Linked DNA regions of Mus musculus: region 1 is linked to region 2. Evidence: chromatin loops called from intact Hi-C (ENCODE). Cell type or tissue: left cerebral cortex. All regions are shown on one strand. Each heading gives the region's core, and the rest is flanking DNA. Links, peaks and the distances in the headings are about the cores only.

What was found. A loop is a pair of places that touch in the nucleus more often than their neighbours do. Peaks named below come from ENCODE experiments on the same cell type or tissue, not always from the same donor. Only the 100,000 strongest peaks of a DNase experiment are listed, where the experiment ranks them.
Region 1: a loop joins it to region 2, with 2.7 times the contacts of the local background. A loop is called at or near these places in 6 of 42 quality-filtered maps.

What each region holds. Positions count from the first base shown.
Region 1 is chr3:35,098,611-35,106,945 of GRCm38, forward strand. No RefSeq gene overlaps it. Among named protein-coding and RNA genes, the nearest start is that of Gm35255, 150 kb to the left of the region's middle. In left cerebral cortex, for the core only: a CTCF peak has its summit at 4,826 (motif pointing left); a DNase peak (open chromatin) is centred at 4,812; H3K27ac peaks cover 751 bases.
Region 2 is chr3:35,570,574-35,578,908 of GRCm38, forward strand. No RefSeq gene overlaps it. Among named protein-coding and RNA genes, the nearest start is that of Gm6639, 91 kb to the right of the region's middle. In left cerebral cortex, for the core only: a CTCF peak has its summit at 4,096; a DNase peak (open chromatin) is centred at 4,070.

The DNA.
Region 1 (8,335 bases), core at 230-8,229, 470 kb before region 2:
TCAGACACTCACAGAACATTTGTGGCTTGTGTAGGTATTTCCACACTTACATTCCCATTTAACTCTTACAGTGACTAGTGACTTCTTGTTAGGATTCCTTTCTAAGTGTGAAGGACGTGACCTGACCCTATGGCGTCTATACCTTCAGAGATCATTGCTCTCTGCAGAAGCAGCTAGAATAGACTAAGCTGATATCTACTAAACTTAAACTCACCCAGACCTGTAGACTAGGACCTCAGGAAGTGTCTGGAGTTTCAGTTTTTGTTTATTGGTAGATTTTGTTTGTTTTTTGTTTCTATGGTTTTTTTTTTTTGATGGAGAGTTTCAAAACAAATATCTCTCCTAGGAATTTTAATAAATATTTACTCAGTGGCTACTATGTATCTGTCTGCTACTCTAGTGGACAAAAGATGTTGCCTATTTGTCTCCCCATGATTAGTGATGTATGTGATGACTAAGGAATTCCCAGAACTTTTTTGGACACTTCAGAAGTCTGACAAACAGCAGTGTACACCTGTAACTTCCATCGGGTTGTGTTTCTTCAGCACGTAGAACTCCCCCACAGTTATGTCGTATAAATAACCTCTAAGTCCAGCTTGTTTACAAATTTGTTTTCTCAATCTCGAGAAATTTCCAATCTCAGCTATAAATGAGGTTGTTTAACTAGTCTCTGAATTAATTACCAGCTCCTAAATGCTACGGACTTCTAAGTGTTATGGATACAAGAATCAACAAAAATTCCTGGGGAAGGCTCCTCCCAGGGCAGGGGTGAGGGTGGCCCAGAGACATCACTGGTTGGATGAGTGTGGCTCTGCCCCTTTGTTGATGGAGAAGCTGCTTCTGAGCTGAACTGTCCAGGATCTGCCAACATACCCACACTGGGCAGAGGATAATGACACAGAAGGCGAAACTCAGCCACTCAGTAGGACCCTCTGAGGCTGCCTCTGTGTTAGCTCTCTCTAGAGCCTCACAGATAAAGGCTGTTATTTTATTTAGTGTTAAGGGTCTGCTTTTCTTTCTGAGTAAACCGGTTAACTTGTTTCCCTTTCTTTGTTTCTTTCAATCTGTCCCTTCTATGCCTGTTCCTCTCTTCTTTCCTTTCCCCTTCTTCCTTCCATCTTTTCTTTTTCCTACCTATGCATTTGTTTCCTCCCTCTTCCAAACCCCCTTCCTCCTCTCTTTCCTCTGTCCCTTCTTCCTTACCTACCTCTCTTCCTTTTTTCCTTTCTCCTTTCCTTCTCCCTCCTCCCCTCCTTGTGCTTTCTTTATTTATTTGATTTATTTATTTACTTATAACTTCCATATTCCACTAGTACCATTAAGGGAACATGGGCCTCGCTCTGCGCTCTATCCCCATCCCACTGATGGGAAGGAGTGAGTCAGAACAAGACTCCTGCGCTGGATGGTGATGGGCGGCTATTATCACGCTTGTTATGATGTTGTCAGGCTAGATTCACACAATATGTCCATTCAGAGAGCCACTCTCCCCCCTCCCCCTTTAAAGCTTTGTTTTAAAAAGACACCTTCCTGTCATTGGCACTTAGAAGTGAATAAAGTGAAATTGATGCCTGGCGGGAGAAGGCAAAATCCTTCTTTGCTGAGTGTTGGGAGCGCATGACATCTTTGCTGTCACTGGCTGTGGCGTGAAACACATACCAAATATGTCTTGACATAACTTTGACAGAAATGTATGTCTTCTTTTCTCTCATTTATTTTTGTGATAAGAATATGTGATTTTGCTGCCAAGGAAGCTTGTAACGTTGCAGAGAAATGGAAATGGAATTGTGTTGGATATGTCCAATTTCCCCGACCACTCAGGCAGCCTGGGAAATTTAACAACAGGCCTCAGCCAGCAAGACCTGGGTTCTGACATTTGTCAAAACAACTTTCCTCAACACATCAAAATGTTCCTTACTCGTGTGTGTGTCATTCAGATGCGTCGGGTGACTGTGGTTTAGACAACGGTGACGGTTAGAAAATCACCGTCCTCCGCATGTGAATGCTACAGAGAGAAGAGCCCTCTTTGCTGGCCAGGAGTGGGCCCGTTCCCTTTGAGGCGCTTCAGTCTGAAAAAAAAAGTATGCAAGAATCTAATGCTAATAACAGTGTTTCCCATTTGATTTTCTGTTTTGTTTTGATTTTCCTCTCTGACAAAAGTTAACGGCAGCGTTTAGTTCATTTCAAAGGCTTCGGTAGATAGCCAACGCATGCTGTTGTGTGTCGCCGGACTCTCCCCTTGTGATTATCTGACTTGGAATTTCGGATACGTTGGTAAGACTGGCTCTTCAGTAACGTCCTGTTTGTATTTTTTTTCCTCAGTGTCTGTAGAGCAACAGGAGGCAGGTGGAGTGTGTCCCCTACTTCTGTCTTTTGGGGACTCTTTCAAGGAGCTATGCAGTATTTCTAGAAACATAGAGACAATGTCTACAACACATGGTACATGAAGCGTGTCTCTCTTACCTAGGGCAGACAGAGCAAAGCCTTGTAGCAGTGCGGTCATCTCTCCTACTTAAGTAATGTCAGCCCTGATGCCAGGTCTAGCATCACTGGACAATAAAGGAGAAAAGAAATAGATGTCAAAGCTTTTCGTATGCCTTCTTTTCCTCACGTAGGGGCCCATTCCCTGGTGAGATAGTTAGCTGTGCTTCTTTCCAGAGAAAGTATTTCCTATCAAGAACCATCACTTAAGCTTTCAAACTAACAAGTCCCTTACATGGCATTTATCCCCTTATCCTTCACCTCGCAAATACGATGTGATGTGGCCTGTCCTGAAGTCCAGCCCGAGTTGAGATAACTATTGGCAGGAATAGAAACATGGGAGATTTGACAGGGACAGTGTGGGGTGAAGTCCTGGGACCTCACTGGCTGGAATGAAAATCGTGCACGTCAGGGACACGCCCTGCCCTGCCTTAAGGAGCAGCCTCCTCTGCTTGTGCAGAGTTAAATCCAACACATGGTTGAGAGCAAGCGGGACCTGTCCACTGCAGGGCAGCTTTGGCTACAGACCACACTCCCGAGGAAAACACTCTCACTTAGTTGTATGAAATGACAGAATTGATTAGAAATTTTTCTAAAGGGAACACTTCCTAAATTTGCCAGTTATACTGCAAATGATTGTTTAACACTTTTAAGAATTAAAAATTCCTACCTGCCTACCTAATACTCACACTGTTCCAAAAGTAGAGGTACTTCCTGCAAGGGTGGGGGGGGGTGGTGGTGGTGGTGGTGGTGGTGGTGGCTCATCTCATTTCATGCCTTGTGAGAGCCACTTTACATTCCAACTTTGGCCTTTTGTTTAGTTTGCTTGGTTTCTGAATCATTCCTTACATTAGGAAAAGGCACAGACAGCAGAGCTGCCTGGTCCAGTTGGTTTCTGTCACTGTCTGGACTCTCTCTGGTTGCTGGTTGGTCAGTCACCATCTGTTTAAGGCTCAGTTTAGTTTTTGGGTTTGGTGATTGGTAGGGAGGGTGCTTCGATAACTGCTGTAGTAGGAGGTGTTCCCTGCTTCCATGGCCACTCCAGGCTTGGTAACAGATATATTGTCCTTCTGGGGCCCTCAGAAAAGAATGAATAATTAGCTGTTGTCATGCGTTTTTGGAGAAGTTCTCAACTACTTGAGAGGCATTGCCTCTCGATCAGACAATACAAACTGCCAGGCCACACGAGTTGGTTTTTCACCCTTGCGGAAGAAACCTGAAGTTCTGCTCAGACTACCCACTGGTGTTTGCCAAGCCCAAGGCAGAGGGACGGATTCCACGTCCTCTATGGACCACAATGCCGGGGAGCCGTATCTGCCTGAGAAGCGCCCGAAACCACGGCTAAAGTGTCCAGAGCTCTGTAAGGCTGGGATGCCTTTTTACAGCCCCTTCTGCTCATGTGATGAACCAATGTAATTTTAAAGAAAAATTTAATCCATATGTTTTTCATTAATCTGTACTAAACTCATCAAAATGGTGTTTTGTAAGAGTGATTTGGTGCCCCAGAAGTCTTCTGAGGCTTCTGTAACAGGCCTTCATAATGCCGGTTCTCTTTGAAGCAGGAATTGTGTTTTGCCAACAGCAAAGAAATTCAAACCCCCAAAGGGTTTGGATCAGTTTGAAACTCCAGGCCAGAGGACTCTGTGGGGTTCTACACTTGGCAAACTGTGCTCTCTCCCTTCTGACTTTGAAATACCTTATTTCCTTCCCACAAGAAATGTTCTATTTATTGTTTGCCTAAATCGTGTGTTCAAAACGATCGTCAGGCTTCTTAATGTATGAAACTTATACACGAATTGAAAAGCAGGCTTCGGGACTAATTCCTTCTCAGGCTCTGTCATTGGGTTGTCCTTGGGGAATTTTCTTTAATTAGTCTGTTTCCTGACTCTGCATTTTCTTGCGACTTGGGCTGACCAAAAGATTTACCACAGAGGGTGAAGAAGCTGGTACCACCCAGAGACCAATGCAGAGCAACCACAGGTTTCGCCCCAGGGTGGCCCAGCAGAGACATATTTTTTGATATCCTATGTTAATGTACTCTTATACTGATGTTGACAACCAAAAATTCAATGCAGATTTCACATAACTCCGTGGCCTGTGCCAGGAGCAATGTAATTCACAATTGTCTGTGTTTGCTAATTTTGTGGTGGTGTTAGTTTGTGCTCCAGTGTTTAAGGGAGGCATGCGTAAGCTCACTGGGGCTTTTTTATACAATGTGTGTGAGAGAGAGAGAGAAGAAGAGAAAGAGTTGAAAATGCAAACAAGACAGTGTATGCCCGCAAGTTAAGCATGAGACAGTTGTGGTCCTTTGTCCTTCCTGCCTCTGGGCTGTGAAGTGGGAGCGCCCCCTGGTGAAACTTTAAAATCACTGAAGATTCAGGATGCGTGACATCCAGATTTCTTCCTAACGTCTATGGGTTTTTTGTTTGTTGCTTTTTTGTTGGTTTTTGTTGTTGTTGTTGTTGTTTTGTTTTATTTTGTGTGAAAAATTAACAATTTGATTAAGTTTAGAATGAAACGTTAAAAAAATTTAAAAATCATTAAGTAAAACGATCTCTTTAGGTAACAGAAATGAATATTTGTTGTCTATACCAAAGTGTGTCTGTTTGTTTGCCACTTTTCCACATCATCCACAGCTGCCATTTCCGGCTCCATCTCTGAGGTCACCCTAAGACTATGGTCGTATGAATGAAACCCATCTAAAAACGTGATTACCTCCCTCTCAACAACACAAACAGCAAAGAAATGTGAGGTAAAGCGACAGTAAGGGCAAAAGCAAGAACTGTCACAGAACAGTCCTCGTGACACCCCACGAACCTCTGCAGAGTGTCTGTGGTGTAAAATCTCACGCATGCTGCAGAAATTACATACTGGGCCCTCTGCAGCTCTCGGCCTGGTGTGAGCCAGGGCATGCCATGGCTTCAACCTCTCAGAGATAGGGGTTGTCATCTGAATCATGGGGTGGGGTGGGGTCAAGGGGCACCTGTTCCCCTTCACAGTTCCAGAGAAGCCTGGGAAAACCTCCTTAGGATGGCCTGTTGCATCTCTGCAACCTCTGTGAAGGGATTTTTCTAATTTCCTGTTTGTGGGGGCCCGGTGTGTGTGTGTGTGTGTGTGTGTGTGTGTGTGTGTAAAAGCAAGTGCTGTTTCAAGATGAAGAAGGAAAGGAGGCCCTTCTTCAGTGCTCGGGGTAAAGGAGTATTGACCAGTAGCAGCTTTTCTTTTCCCATTGCAAAGGGCCACAGTGGAACATGTAGCTCCTGGGATGGGTACATGAAGAGAGGAAGCAGCTCTCCTTGCACAAAGCTCCACACAGCTCAGCCCAGAACTAACCCTCAGGCTGTCCCCTTTGCAGATAGTGTGTCACCCACTTGAACTCCCCCTCAGGCTGTCCCCCCTTGCAGATAGTGTGTCGCCCATTTTTGGTACCAGTTACCCTAACCAGGCCCAAGCCTCTATTGTCCTTTTAATGTTGAAGAAATTATGTTCGTTTTTCCACCAGCGATAAACCCTTCATTTGGACAAATGATCTGGTCTTGTCTTTTAGTAGCGGATAATGTCATCTTAGATGCCTGCCGTTAAAATTCTTTCACTTTTTCTGCATAAAGCCGGCTTTTTGTAGGACATAGCTAAATATTAGTTATCCTCATTTTGAAGTGTACTTAACAAACTTATTCTAAAAATCAACTCATGTAGGTACTTTAAACGTAAGTATTTCAAATCTGGAGATTTTCACACTTTTATATTAAAACAAGAAAAATAAAACCCCCCAAACAAAACACCACAGGTACCTCCTGCATACTTGGTGCCTGCGTTTCCCCCATTCATCTTGTGAGTGTCCAACTTCTTTCTTTTGTTCAGAGTGAGAGACGGTCCCTCCTGTCCTCACTCTGAGGTACTTCACATGGTCCGACATGCGTAATCAATCTTGTACTTAAACCTTTGTGAGGAAGCGGAGCAGATGGATAATGGGAACGAGGTTGCCATTTGGGCTCTGGTGGATTCATGAGCTGCCTCCACAGCCACAGCTCTGCGGACAAAGGTGGGGGGACATAAAATTCATTTCAGAGGCTCTCCCGGTTCCCTGTCTGCTCTTTAAGCATCGGCCGCCCCCCACTTGATGCAAACAGTTGGCATGGGGGGGTGGGGACGGAAGGGGATTTACCTCTTCCTCAGAATGAAATTACACATGGCTTCAACTGCCCAGGGAGTTGCCCAAATTAAGGGACCAGTTCCAGTGGAGTGACTAGGGCCTCCATGCCATGAAATTGCTCCTGCCTAAGCCTAGAGTTCGCTTTGTCTAAACTACATGCTGGCGTATTAGTGGAACACTACGACTCTTCGATGGAAACTTGGGTCCTTTCTGTACTAGAACCTTCCCTGACCTTTGTTGAACACCACAAAGAAACCAAATGCCAACCTCTGTTTGTCTCAAATTTTCCCCTATTAATGCTTGGTCCAAGTCTACGTTTCCAGCCAGCCTTTCATTTAAAAACACAATCTCATTCAAAACCTGCCTGGTAACTTTATCACTGAGGTAACTGTTACCTATGATGCAGGCTGACCTGGGTCCTTGTACCAGTTGACATCATCCTTTGGACGGGTTACAGAGCCTTTTGAGGGAGTTGTTAGAAGCAGGTTCACCCTGCAATGCAGAACCGGTTGCAGAAGAAAATTAGTGCATTTATCTGTCAGCATTAGACTAGATTTTCAATGCAGTTCACTAGTCACAGGGTCTGGTTTTCTTTTCCTCTGGGAGATGAAACCGATACGCCGGTGGGTAGTAGAGGTGCCAGTTATAAATTGGACCGTCGGAGCATGCACACACGAAAAGTAGAAGAAAAGACTTTAAGGCCATAAATTTAGTTCAAGGCAAAGAATTTCCCTAAAAATAGTCTCGCTTGTTAAAACACTGTGGGAAAGATGTGTGTCAGGTAACTGCTAGCGATGTCAGAGCCACTTCACAATTCTTTCATGAGAACCGGTGTTTGCAGCTCTCTCTCCGATGCCATGTTCATTTTAACTGCTTCAGGGCCAAAAGAAAGTAGGATGCTAACTCTGATGGTAAAGAAATTAATCACACACGCACGCACAGGCACGCGCTCATTGGTCCCGTCCCTCTTCACTGGTTTTATCTGTTACAGTGTTGCTGCATATCTTAGGGAGAAGCAGCTGGGCCAGTTTGGTTTCTTCCTTCTTTATCTTCTGCTCCCAGCTGCAGCTCACCAAGACTCCACTCAACAGGACTCCAGATCAACTCCCAACCTGGCTAGACGCGGTCAGCAGGACTGTTCTAAACACTATGTTTCTTATCTCACCAAGAGGTGCAAGGGGAAAGCCTTGGTCCCCCACCCCCCAGTGTTAATGATCCAGTATATAGGGTGACATAGGAATTCTCAAAGTGACTTCCGCAGTTTCTATTAGTAGGGTGCACGTGCCTCTTGGTATGATAAATCCTGAATCTCTTGACCCGAGAGCTAATAGGATCGGAGACAGTGTGCAATGGTCTGTCATAGAATAATAGCCAGAGAACAGCAAGAATATAGTGAGAACACCAGCAGCATATTCTTGGAAGTAGGAAGAAAGGAACCGAAGATAAACCATGAAGACAGCAGCTTGACTATTGTCAGCTGGGTCTTTATGGTGCCTACTATATGCCTACCTGAATATTGGATATTATTTTAGTTGGTTTGGTTTGGTTTATGGTTTTGTGTATGAGAAAGTGAGGAGGGAGAAGAAGGGAGGGAGAGGGGAGGAGAAGCTTATTTTAGTTTACAACTCCATCACTGCAAAAAGGTCAAAGCAGGATCTCCAAGCATCTAGAGGCATCCACAGTATTGGGCACAGAATTGAGCCC
Region 2 (8,335 bases), core at 122-8,121:
CTGGGGGTACTGATTAGTTCATATTGTTGTTCCACCTATAGGGTTGCAGACCCCTTCGGCTCCTTGGAACACAAGACTCCCAATGGAGGAGCTAGAGCAAAGATCTTCTAAGGAGCCACCTCCAAGCCAAAAACAGAAGCCACGAAAGAAACCAAACACCTTGACCTAGGATTTCCAGCCTTGAAAACTGTGAAAAACAATTTCTGTCACCTAGATTCTGGGATTTCACCAACTCTGGGAATCTATCCCAGTGGACAGTCTCAGAAGGAGGTAGAAAATCCTTGATTCACAGTGATTTGAGTTAGGGTCTTCTGACTTGTCATTGGTGTGAAACCACACCCACATAAGCACCCTGCTTTCCATGCTCAGTGCAGTACTCAACACGCACAAAAGATGCTCAGATCCTCATCATGCGGGCTATGCATTCAGTGTTTCCAACCAGCAGACAATGTAGGGTTTCTGAGCACACTGATGCGTGTTCAGCTCAGACAGTACAGTACATTCATTCTCCAGTCACAATATTTTCAATATATGGTGGCTTTATTCCCACCGTAAGTCAAGGTGACATCCAAAATTGCACCTATTTCCATCCCAAGGCCCCAACACTGTCATTTTCATCAGGAAGGACACAGAAGCTTGATGGTTTTGTGAGGATGGAGTAGGCACAGAAACCGTTTAGAAGTGAAGATGCTTTCTCTCCTCATGTCGAAGTTGTTAGGACCTGGGTAAAATATTAAGGTCTAGATGGAATGTGAAGGCCTAGGTAAATTACCTGGCTAGCCTGCCATTATAAGGAAAATTTTTCATATGTTTCTGCTGTTACTAGGAAACTTTCTAATGCCAAGATTGATTACATACTCTGTTACGTTCTGTGCCCTTGGAAACCAATCACGATGGAAGTCAGTAGAATTGCTTTATATAGTTACCCACAATAAGCTTGGACCTGAACCAGCCACCCAGCAGCACTTCCTGTACCTGTGTATAAGCTTTTATGGTATTTGCCTTTATAAACTAACTGCCTCTGGAATGGAACCCAACATAAGAAGCTATTTGGAATAAGACTTCCATTTTGAGTAGGGGTTTGAGTAAAGTTTAAGTTCCCGAGGCCTCCCTGAGAACTGGCATCCTAACTTGGCAGAAAGAGATGTGTACATGGGCAACTGACATCCGGGTTGGCAAGTTAAGACATGAATTTTAGACAAGTCCCATCCTGGTAGGCAAGTTACAACATGGATATTAATTAGACAAGGCAAGTCCCTGCCACAGATGAATACCCCAACCAATGGGAGCAGGATAAGTGTAAAACAAAGATATGTTTCTAAGGAAATCACCCATCCCTAAATCCTGATTGGTGGAATAACTTGGCACAGATGTTTGTGGACTGGGGGGCTTAAAAACCCTGTAGGATCTTAACTGGGCGTGGGGGCATGGTTCAGTTCCTAAATGTGGACCAGAGCCCTGGAAGACCAGTGCTGGGGAATATGCTTGATAAACTATCCCTGTCTGACTGAGATTGGTGTTCATGTGGTTTGTGTGGTAATTCCTGGACCCAAACAGAATTGTAACAAAGTAAAGATGAAGTTGTCTGAAGAGATAAGGGACAGACAGTTTCCTCACATGACAACTTAGAACTTGTCACAGTGAGCTGCCTTTCCATCCCATGTCCCCCGAAACATTTTTTTTTTTTTGGTTTTTCGAGACAGGGTTTCTCTGTATAGCCCTGGCTGTCCTGGAACTCACTCTGTAGACCAGGCTGGCCTCAAACTCAGAAATCCGCCTGCCTCTGCCTCCCGAGTGCTGGGATTAAAGGCGTGCGCCAGCACACCTGGCTTCCTCGAAAGAATTCTAAATCCAGGGGAAAGTCTGGTAGGTAGGAGAAGCAGACTGCATTTTTTAATGCATTTATAGTACTGGTCCTAATTAGTTAGTGGGGTAAAGATTATCATAAAAATACAGCCTTAGTCATATATTTGTATTTTGGAGAGGAGATGGTTTGCCATATGTACCAAGCAGAAGATTAAGTACTTACAAAAAACAAATTACAAACCCATACGAGACAACTGTCACAATGATACTGAACAGATAACATGAAGAGGCAATTCACAAAACAGAAAGTGGAAATGCCTTCCTGTCACTTTTGTTGAATTAATTCAATCACTATTGCATGAGCTCCTGGTGAGTGCTCAGAGACATGCTCCATGATACAACACCAAACTAGCAAGCCTAAGCTACAGAGACCTCAAGATGTACATGGTGGAAGAGATGCCTCAGACACAGGCAGGCAGATGCCCACACAAGCAAGTCCATATGCTATTACTATGGAAATCAGAAGCCACCCTCCTGTTCCACAGTTGGCCACATGTTAAATAAATTGAGGCAGACACTGAATTTTTTTTCTAGAACTGTTCAAAGTCATTAAACAATTCTCACAGCAAAGTCTTGGTGGAGAAAATACAATGTAAACATGGCGGCAGCAATACTATGACACTGTTGTGTGGGTGGGTGTGAGTTCTAAACTTTCTAGAGTAAAAGCAGTTGTCTTGTAGCTTAACTGCCAAATAACCCATTCACATATGCACCTTTCTTTTGGTTTGGATTTGTTTTTAAAATTGCAAATCACCTTTTAAATATTAATTTATTAAATTATTTTATAACATTGCAAAAGGTGCCCCCTTTCCTGGTCCCTCCTCCTGAGTTCTTAACCCTACGCCACCCTGCCTCTGAGAGGGTACTCTCCCACCCACCCACCCACCTACCCACCCCTGCCTCACTCCCGCCAGCATCCCTCTTCCCTGGGGCATCAAGTTTGCACGGGATTAAGCGCATCCATTGAGGCCATACAGGACAGTCCTCTGTGACACATGTGCCCGGGCCACAAACCAGCCCATGAACACTCCTTGGCTTTGATTTTTGAGATAGGGTCTCACTATTTGCTCCAGTTATCCTGAACTCAGTATGCAGATAAGGCTGGCAAGAACTTCTCCTGCCTCTGCCTCTGGAATGCTGGGATAAAGGTGTGGAACACCATGCCCTGCTTAACTATTCTCCCTCTCTCTCTCTCTCTCCTCTCTCCTCCCTCTCTCTCTCTCTCCTCTCTCCTCTCTCTCTCTCTCTCTCTCTCTCTCTCTCTCTCTGTGTGTGTTTGTGTGTGTGTGTGTGTTTGTGTGTGTGTGTGTCTTCCCCTCTTTGTGTGTGTGTGTGTGTGTGTGTCTCAGGTTGGCAAAATGATATAATATTCTACATTAATGAAATGGTACAGCTATGCCCTTTTGACCCAGAATGGCCATACATGCCCTGTGATCTCAGCAGCAGAGAGGCTGAGACTGGTGGGCTACAGTTGAGGCCTGCCTGGACAATTAGCCCTTCCCTTGTGGGAGCACTCCACTCTGTGGGCTCCTTGCCCCTATTAGGTTCTGTCCTCTCTGCCCTCCAGTCTATTGGCCAAGTTGTGCATTTGAGTCTTCCAAGACCTTCTGTCCTGAACTAGAGATCGAGGTTAGAGGCCACTGACATATTTGAACCCATCACACCTGACACAGACTCCCAGCTTACTCGGCCGCTGACTTGGGCCATGCAAACTGTGTGTGTGTGTGTTGTGAGATTTCCATCCTAAAACATGGATGACGATTCTGAAACATGCTGAGACATATTACCTACAACACTGTTTGCACAAGATGTAATTTCAATTCTATACTACCCACTCAGGTGAGGATGCGAAATTTTAAGGTGTGCTGACTATAATCTTCCGATAAAGCATATTGTAACTTTAAAGGAAAATTATTGTCTCCAAAACGAATCTGTCTTTTGTATAGAGGAGACACAAACATTGTAGGTGAAACTTGTTTTCAAATGTAACACGGTTTCTATTACACTTGTAAACGTGCAGTAATTGAGAAGAGGCTGCTAGCACCGTAGGCACTGATACTAAAATGGTTTTGCCTGGTTCGCACAGTGCCCTGCTAATGTGCTTTTAATTGCTCTTCAAAATCCCTGCTAGGAGTAGAGAAACATAACTCTCCCCAGAGTAAGCAGCCGCTGAAGCAGCAGCGTGGGATTTTCGGTGATGGGCTTGGAGCGCCTCCCTGTGGAACGACTGGAGTACTGCAGTCCCAGACTGCCTTGGCTGGTCTTAGGAACCTTCTAGCTCCTTTTGCAGCCTTACAGTCAATTACCTGTTATGCTTCTTTTTCACATGTGCGTTTAATCTCCTTTGTATCAGAGACATTTTTTCAATTTTTTATTAGATATTTTCTTCATTTACATTTCAAATGCTATCCCAAAAATCCCCTATATCCTCCCCCTGCCCTGCTCCCCTACCCACCCACTCCCACTTCTTGGCCCTGGCATTCCCCTGTACTGGGGCATATAAAGTTTGCAAGACCAAGGGGCCTCTCCTCCCAATGATGGCCAACTTGGCCATCTTCTGCTACATATGCAGCTAGAGACACAAGCTCTGGGGGTACTGCTTAGTTCATATTGTTGTTCCACCTATAGGGCTGCAGACCTCTTCAACTCCTTGGGTACTTTCTCTAGCTCCTCCATTGGGGGCCCTGTGATCCATCCTCTAGATGACTGTGAGCATCCACTTCTGTATTTGCCAGGCACTGGCATAGCCTCACAAGAGACAGCTATTTCAGGGTCCTTTCAACGTATCCGAGACATTTTAAGCATTTGTTGAAAACAACAAATTATATATTTTGCAGTTCTGTCTTCCCCCAAACTTCCCAAGTTGTGCTAAAATACAATGTTTTTCAGCCAGCTGCATTGGTGTGCACCTTTAATCCCAGTTCTGTGCTCAGAAGGCAGAGGCAGGAGGATCACTGTCAGTTCAGGGTCAGCCTGGTCTACATAGCAAGGTCCAGGACAGTCAGACTTACAGAGATCCTGTCTTGAAAACAACAAACAACAAGTATTTCCTTGCAAAAACCTCTGAGTTTCTCTACTGTGACAGTTGGGAGCACAATATGGAAAGGAGTGGGGAGCACCACAGCTGTTTGTGCCTTAACTGTTGCCTTCTGAAGCACCTCCCTGCAGCTGGCAGGTACTGCTGCCATGGATACTGAGACCTTTGGCTCTGAAGAATTGAAGGTACAATACAGAAAGCAGAGGGGCTGGAGAGGGGGGGGGGCTCAGTGCCCGAGAACACTGGTTGCTCTTGCAGAGAAATGTGTCCTGTCCTAAGCACTGACATCCAGTGAATCACAACCTCCCTAACTCCAGTTCCAGAAGAATGAGACACCCTCATGTGGCCACTGCAGGTACCTGTATGCCACGTGGGGACTGCAAGCACACACACACACACACACACACACACACACACACACACACACACTCAATCAATCAATGTTTAGATTAAGATAAAGAAGAAAATGAAGTGCAGAGGTAAACTACTGTCCCTCTGGAGATGGACCTATATTATCAACCTATTGGGGATTGGTTTTCTCTGACTTTAACTTACTCTAGTTGTGATGGCTAATCTTGGGTGTCAACTAGACACACCTTGTTGGGGGCGGGGGGACTTCTCAGCTACAGAATTGTCTTCATCAGATGAGCCTGTGGGCCTGTCTATAGGGAAATTTCTTGATTGCTGACTAGCATAGGAGGACCAAGCCCATGATGAGTGATGTCATCCCTCAGCAGGTGTCCCTGAGCTGTATAGGAAAAGTAGCTGAATGTAACTCTTAGAGCAAGCCAAAAAGGCAACTTTCTTTCCTGTGTTGGTTCTTGTTTCCAGCTACTGTCTTGAGTTCCTGCCTTGACTTCCCTCCATGTTGGACTATAAACTTAGTTAAAGCCCTTTCTCCTCAAGTTGTCTTCAGTCACAGTATTTATCACAGCTTATCACAGAATACCAGTTTTTGTCTGAATCTCAGAATATGGGCTGGCTTGGATGGCTCAGGTAGGGACTACTCACCTCCCAGACAAGAAGACCCGGGTTCGGTTCCCCAACATAAACTAGATATGGTGGTGCACACTTACAATCCTATCATTGAAAGAATAGAGGCAGGAAAATAAAGCAAGCATTCTGTAGACAGAATGGCAGGCCTCACTGACGAAGCACCTCTGCATAAACGTCGGGGGGCTGCACAGCTGTGGAGGCAACTTCTACATGAGGACCAAACAGAAGACTGCCTGAGAGCCTAAAGATCAGTGACACAGACGACGACAACCAATCAGGAACTGCCACTTAGAAGACACGCTAGCCTGAGACCAATGGAACAAGGGTAGAGTGTATAAAGGGCTCTCCCTGAGACTTAATAAACGAGCTTCGCAGAGTTCTCACGAGCTTGCTGCAGCCTTCTCACCTGCTCTGAGTAGAGTCTGAGCAGTTGATTCCGGTAAAGCAACAGCATTCAAGGTCATCCTCAGCCACATAGTGAGTTTGAGGCCAGCTTGAGTGACATGACAGCCTATCTCAAAACAAAACAACTCAACACAAAACAAACAAACAAACAAGAAAAAAAATCAAAAGAGATCCACAGTAGCGAAAAGCTTTCCCTGTGTGATGAGTGCTGTTGCTGAGTCTTGTTTGGGGATAGTCCGGCCCCTCTTACATCTGTTTACCTTGTTTTGATTTGATCCCCGCGCTTCCACCTGCTCTCTCTGATGATGCCGAAGCCCATAAAAGATCAGCTGAAGCTGTTCAGAAGAAGCAAAGACAGGTGCTGGAGAGGTGGCTCAGCCGTTAAGAGCACCAACTGCTCTTCCAGAGATCCTGAGTTCAATTCCCAGCAACTACATGATGGCTCACAACCATCCGTAATGGGGTCCTCTTGTGTTATGTCTGAAGAGGTGTACTCATAGACATAAGATAATAAATAAATCTTTTTAAAAAAATGTTAAAAAGGGGGGGGGACCGAGTAGTGGTGGCCCACACCTTTAATCCTAGCACTTGGGAGGCAGAGGCAGGCAGATTTCTGGGTTCGAGGCCAACCTGGTCTACAGAGTAAGTTCCAGGACACCCAGCGCTACACAGAGAAATGCTGTCTCTAAATAAATAAATAAATAAAAAGTAAGGACAGTCCTAAATCACCATGGGGGTCAATGCGCCACCCCAGCATTTGATGATCAGCACAGCCACCTGCTGCAGCTCTCAGAAACGGGGCAGTCATTCGATCTTGTGCACTTGACACCAAGACTCTGCAGGCTTCAGTCTAACTCTTAGGGGATTCAGGCATCTACCTGAGACATTTCGTACTAGCAGACCCTCAGAAATGAGAACAGAGCTGGCATTGGGTACCCCAAGATCTTGAACGGGTGTGCTCCGACTTCACATGGCCGACATTTGCCTAGAGACATATACATCAGATGAATCATGTTAGACTAGTGAAGAAGTTGTCTAAACAACAAAACCTTGCAGCGGATCTCCTATACATTAAACCCAACTTCAAACATAAGTAATGCCTCGCTTTGTAAATATAGACTTAGGGCTCTTGAAAAGGAAAGTAAAATGTTACCTAGAACTTTGTGTTATAATCAAATAGGAGATCTTATCATTAGAATATCGTGACCATGAGTGATTGAACCCAGATCTGCCTTAGAGATGGTAATAGAGATGGTAATAGAGACTAATAGCTTAAAACTAAGCCCAGGCTTTAAGTAGTGGTTGATCTAGAGGACCCCATAGTGCCACCAACTGTGACCTTCTTCCTGGCTTTCCGCCTATCTTCCTAGGGATTCGTTTCACCTTTGGATTATGCTGTAGAAGCTGAGTCATTATTCTCTAAGAAGGAATCACGTGTGAATGCCCAGTCATTTGCCTATTATTTTTTCTAAAATTAAAACAATCTACAGAGTAAACAGTGTTTAAGAAGCAAAACTTTGTTTGAGCCTGTTAAGTAAGGTCCATGGGGAAGATTCCTTTTTGCTGTGGTACAGAGATATGTCGGCCCTGCCATTCAAGGGAGCTGTGGGGGAACATCTCCCAAGCCATACAGTGCACTAAATTCTGTGTTGGGAGAAAATTGTCCAGCATGTGGCCTTCTTTGTCGATTGCATCCTTAGGGAAGTAAATGAGACCCAGAGAGTGGAAGGGATTTAAAAGACACTTCAACTGTGAATGGGGATCAAGGCTCTTTAGGCCCAAGTTTGTTTATTTGTCAAGAAAAACCAGCCGCAAATCAAAGTCTCGCCAGACTTTCCCTCCTCCAGCCCAGCCACATCCGCAGGTGCAGTTAAGGAGAGCAAGTTCACAGAGCTCTGATACCCTCAGCATCCAATCGGCTCAGCCTGGTCCACTGGGAATCGAGGAACTCTGATGGCAAAGGACACTGTGTATTTCACTGGTCTTTCACACTCAGGACTTCGAGAAGATGGTTGTTTAGAGAGAGACTGT